2 separate regions of the Homo sapiens genome follow, and region 2 is linked to region 1. The links are chromatin contacts, found by Hi-C or POLR2A ChIA-PET in ENCODE. All regions are on one chromosome and are shown on one strand. Each heading gives the region's core, a stretch centred on a gene start or an enhancer-like site at or near the end of the contact. The rest is flanking DNA. Distances are from core to core; before and after follow the strand shown. Region 1 holds the start of PJA1 (praja ring finger ubiquitin ligase 1). Region 2 holds the start of OPHN1 (oligophrenin 1).

What was found. Hi-C counts contacts between places; a loop is a spot of excess contacts on that map. ChIA-PET counts read pairs that join two places held with the same protein, here RNA polymerase II (POLR2A). Pooled maps may share reads with other maps.
Region 2: a loop to region 1 is called in a pooled map, with 2.4 times the contacts of the local background. The contact joins the promoter of OPHN1 here to the promoter of PJA1 in region 1. A Hi-C loop is called at or near these places in 1 of 50 pooled maps. POLR2A ChIA-PET finds 5 or more read pairs at or near these places in 2 of 52 experiments (PC-3 and Panc1).

Annotation. Positions count from the first base shown.
Region 1 is chrX:69,164,138-69,166,766 of GRCh38, reverse strand. PJA1 (praja ring finger ubiquitin ligase 1) reads left to right here and starts at 1,314. Exons shown (of 2, transcript NM_001032396.4): 1 at 1,314-1,395.
Region 2 is chrX:68,432,203-68,434,831 of GRCh38, reverse strand. OPHN1 (oligophrenin 1) reads left to right here and starts at 1,337. Exons shown (of 25, transcript NM_002547.3): 1 at 1,337-1,664; 2 at 1,808-1,965. The coding sequence starts at 1,812.

The DNA.
Region 1 (2,629 bases), core at 65-2,564:
CACTCACTTCAGCCTCAACCTCCTGGGCTCACACAATCCTCCTGCTTCAGCCTCCTAAGTAGTTGGGACTACAGGCACACACCACCAGCTTGTCATATCTTTCTCAGTGAATAAAGCAACCTGTTTTGTTCTCTTTAGTTCTTTTTACTTTGAGTTCTCGATGTTTAGGATATTGATATTGTTACGAGTTTGTTTCCTCCTTCCTTTCCTTCCTTTTTTTTTTTTTTGCTTCTTTCCTTCCCTCATTCCCTCTCTCCCTTTTTTCTGCTAGTATTTTACTCTCATATATTTTTTATTCCTATTTCTGCTTTAGGTGAAACTCACATAAATAGAATATAACTTAGCTTTTAAAAACAAAATGCTCAAAATAAGAGTTTGGTTTTTATTAGGAGATGTTAACCCATAATGCATGCTGATATATTTGGATTCCTGCATTTTTGTTTTCTTTTTGCATCCTTTTTTTTGTACCCCCCCAGCAACATTTCTTGACCTTTGTTAAGAATGAGTTTTTCTCTTTGTTCCACATATTATTACTTTAATGGTTTGAAAGTTATACATTTTATTTCTATTATGTTGTTACCCCTAAGATTTTTGTTCTATTATGCATTTTGTTTCCAGTAAGAACAAAACTTTGCTACTGTTGTGAACATGGGAAATGTTTACATTGGCTGTAAATACTAGAGTTCCATTATAAAGCGCAATTTAAAGACTTCAGAATTCAGTAAAATGGTATAAATCCAAAAGGCGTAACTACAATATTTTTAACTGCAATGCAATAACAGAATATGAACCTGTGTTGTGTCCTATGATCTCTTGGACAGAGAAGCTTGGTTTTGTGATTAGCAGCAACAAATTCAACATAAACAGCTTCAATTTGCTTTAACCATCAGGTTAAAAAAAATTTAAGCTTACTGCAACCCTAAATATGGTTTCACAGTTTTAATACTTTCGGTACAACCATAACACGTAACATAGGATGTGATGTAGTAACGTAATTACTCTCACATTGGACTTAATCAGAAAGAATTTGCAGATTTTATTTTATTTATTAAAAAACCAGAAGGCAATATAGCTAAATGTTTAACATTAGTTAAAGCTGGGTGTTTGTGACATTTTTCGCTGTCCTTTTCTGTATCCTTGACGATTTCATCATTTAAGATGAAATAATGCTTTCGGGCCCACCCTGATTTGTGGAGAGCAGCTGCCGCCCCCGCCACATCAAGGAGGCGGGCTCCAGCTGACTTCACAATCACTTCCGCCGCCGCAGTCGCCGCCCGCCCCGCTGCTGTCTGGCGGGGGAGGAGCTCGGGACCGGGAGCAGCGGCTCTGGCGGTCGTGGCGGTCGGAGATCCGAGAGCTCTGCTTCTCTGAAAAGCGTGTGGCTTTCTGGACTTGGTGAGTGAAAGGCTGATTGTTTCCTCGATTCATCCGGGCGCTGGCGGTGGCGCGAGTGGCCGGGCGCGGGGCGAGTGGCCGGGCACGGGGGCGAGGATTTTGGGGGGTTCCTGGGAACTGCTTTTCAGGTTCGCCCCTCGGGAAGGGGTGGGGCGGACGCGGGACCTGACTGCAGAGTGAGGCCCATGTCCTCCATCGGCCTGTTCTGGGGCCACATCTTCCGCTGCCGGAACCCCTTTGGTGTGGCGCGGTCCCCACTCGAGTGGCTTTCATCGCTATTGGGAGGGCAGTGGTGGTCGCGGCCCTCTCCCACTTCTCCCTGCCTCTCCTCCCCTCTCCTTCCTTCTTCCCTCCTCGGCCCCTTTGCGGAGCACTCCGTGGCCTTTCTTCCCATATTTTGCTGTTGTTTTGCCAAATGGTAAATGGTTAAGATTTTTAGGTAAAAATACTGTTCCCAGGGAAAAAATTGGAAGGAAAAAATAATTATTCTCAGGGAAAACTAGACCCACGCACGCCCTTTTCTTTCATTTTCCCTCTCCCCTGCCACATCGGTTGGGGTCTCCCGTTTGAGCTGATGGCCTTTTCCCACCTCTTTTTATGACATTGCGTCCCCCCTACCCCCCACCCCCCGTGTGTCGCGAGCACGCGCCCCCGCACAGAAGCCTTCCATTGCAGCCCCCTCCTTGCCCCTCCATCCTCAAGGTTCCAGTGCTTCCCCTCCCCCGCGCATGCGCAGGCACACGCAGCACACACCCTCTCACACACCCTCACACCCTCACACCCTCCCATGCCTTCCCCCTCCTCTATCCGCCTACCACATACACACCTCTAGCACCGGCCCCCTCCCTGCTCGGCCTCTGCGTGCTCTCGCGAACACATGCCTATTCACACACCCCCTCCGGCTGCCCTCCTTCTTCCTTCCTGTCATATACACACATAAGGACATCCTTCTATCGCTGGCCAGTGACATACATATGTAGCCACATGTGCTCATTCATACCCCCTTCTCAAATGCTCTCCTCTATTGCTCTGTCTGCCACGTGTGTCAGACACAGCTCTCTTTTGCTGGTCCCTGAGGTGCACACACTCGCACTCACATAAATCCTTCTACGGGGACACAACCTGCCTCCCTGCTTGCCATATCCACACAGGCAGGCATCATTCTTTGATTGCCTGCCTCTGTTCCATCCACCTCAAGCACATCCCTCTCCAGTGCTGCGCACCCCCCACCCCC
Region 2 (2,629 bases), core at 88-2,587, 730 kb after region 1:
CTTGAGCCGGAAAAGGTAAGGAACCAGATTCTACCCCTAGACTATCTGAAAATGAACACAACCCTTCTAACATCTTGATTTGATCCCAGTGAGGCCCATTTCTGATTTCTGCCTTCTGGAACTGTAGATTATAACTTTATGCTGATTTAGGACATCAAGTTTGTGGTAATTTGTCACAGCAGCAACAGGACCCTAATTCAGGTGGGTCAGCCACTATTATTCTATTTACAACCCCCTTCCGTTCTGGCTTTCTTCACAGGGCAATCTAATGTAAACACTTCTGCAGAATTAAAGGGATCTCTTTGCCCACGCACAAACTATTTTTTAGTTTTTCGAGCCTCTACCTACCCTTAGTCTCAAGACAGCTGCCTTTAAGGTAAGCTGCAAGACAATTTATAACATCCTATTCTTAGACTTTCCACTTACACATGGAAAATCATATGCATTATCGGCGTCTGCCACAAAAGCCATGCTCTGAGGTCCTATTCAGGAAAATATTAACTCTGAATTATGGCCTCCCTTTCTTTGGCAGGGGGCACTGAGCTTCACGGAGACCCTAGAGTAGGAATCAACCCTTCAGGTCGAAGGCCCAAGGGAATTAGAGCACTTAGAGCAGGAGACATGGGAAAAGAAAGAGGAAAAGAAGTTGGTAGGTCCGAAGGAGGCTGGAAAGAGGGGAAGGCAAAAGAATACACAACCCAGCCGAATCATGGGAATTGAGAGATGGCTTCCTGCAATCTAGTCTTGCGGGTTCTTGCTCTAGTTTCGGAAACTTCCCCCGCAGAGTCCAGCGCCGCGCACCTGCCCCTTGGGGCCGGTCCCTGCGCAGGAGCCTGCGGCAGGCTGGGAATGCCGTTCTGGGAGAGCAGCCTCCCAGGCGGGGTGGTGGGGAGACTGCAGGGAGGAGTCTTGGGGAGTGCAAACGGAAAGACTACATCTCCCAGGCCGCCACGCTTTCCAGCTGGAGTCCTAGGGCGCTGACTGCTCCCCAGTTTCCGTAGGGAAGCGCTGGGCTACCGCGGCTATTGTGCGTCGCGCTCTCGCCCTCCTCTTCCCGCTGCAGTGTCTATGGAGCGAGGCTACGTTTCATTGCCGCCCTGGCTTAACCCTTCCGGCGCCTAAAAGGACGGCCGGCCGGCCGGCTCCCTTGCACCAGGAAGAAGTCTTAGCAGCCAGCGGGCCCTGGTCAGGAAACTCTAAGGTACAAGGAAAACAGTTGAGGAAGGAGCCAGAGCGCTCCGGTTTGGTCCTCGGGCTTCGCTGGGGCGGGGCGCAGGCGTTGGCTTTAAGAAAGGGGAGGGGACAGTGCAATCCGGGTTGCCCGCGGAGTTCGGCCAAGGAAGTCTTCCGCTCGCTCCGGAGCGAGGAGCCTGTAGAGAGGCTGTTCCCAGCTCCAGCTCTAACCTCGCCTACACCTTGGGCGGGCCCAAGTGTCACGTTTGCAATTGCTCAGGAAGGATCCGGCCCGTCTCCGGAGGCAAGTCGGGCTGCGGTTTTTGCTGCTTATCTGGGAAGGCGATGCCTAAGGGACATGCTGCTTGCTAGGCAGCACCCTGCCGGGATCCGACTGCGATAGTTAGCTCTCCCTGGCCCTGAAGCCATCGCCGGGGCGCCTGTTCTCTGTCCGGACCAGCCAGCGCTCCTCAGGAGTCTCACTGAAACAGGTACCTGTCCTCCAAAGGGACGGAGGCTATGAGCTTCCTTAAGCGGGTCGCGCGCTCAGTCCGTCCCCTCTACTTCCTCTACTGTGCCATTGATGCTCTCGGTCTTTGTGTCTTTCCCCTTTCCCCCTACTCCCGGCCATCAGAACCATGGGTCATCCCCCGCTGGAGTTCAGCGACTGCTACCTGGACAGCCCCGATTTCCGCGAGAGGCTCAAGTGTTATGAGCAGGAACTGGAGAGGACCAACAAATTCATCAAAGACGTAATCAAAGACGGCAACGCGCTTATCAGCGCTATGAGAAGTAAGTGCAAGGCTTCGATGAGCTGTTTCTCTGAGCTGGTGTGTCTGGCCTTTAAGCCTTTCCACACCACCAGGGGAAGGGAGATTGCAGGGTGACTCCCAGCCCAGATCTCTGAGGCAAATGGGTTTCCCACACTTGGGGAGTGGAGATAGTAGAAGTGGAAAGTGGTGGATACAACCAGAACTTTGGGCCTTTTCCTTTAGTGGTTTTGACCTTATAAGACGTGATCCGTAGCTGTGCCAGGGACCCTCTTGCTCAGCAATTACCCTTACTTGGCAGATGATTGTTCTTAAGGGACAATCTGCTGTACTGTTAGACATATTCAGCACCCCTGTCTGGGGCAAAGTGACATCCAAGCTGACCAAGGAACTGCCCCAGCACCTCCTAAACAATTGGGGATTAAGGTCAGCAGCTTGAATAATAATTTTGTCCTGGTCTCTGGTTGCTACAGATAAGTGTGGGGGGCAGTAAAAAATTCGCCATGGCAAGTTATTTTTTAAGGAAAGCACCTTTGCCCCAGTGAATTATTTTCTTTATCACACTGAGCTATGGTTTAGGTCAAGGTCAGTCTAAGTTCAGGATTATTGGATGGCTTCACCTGCCACTGAATTCTGCTTGAGTGTGGAACAAAGAGCTGACTACTTAGTCCCTGCCACAAGGGGCC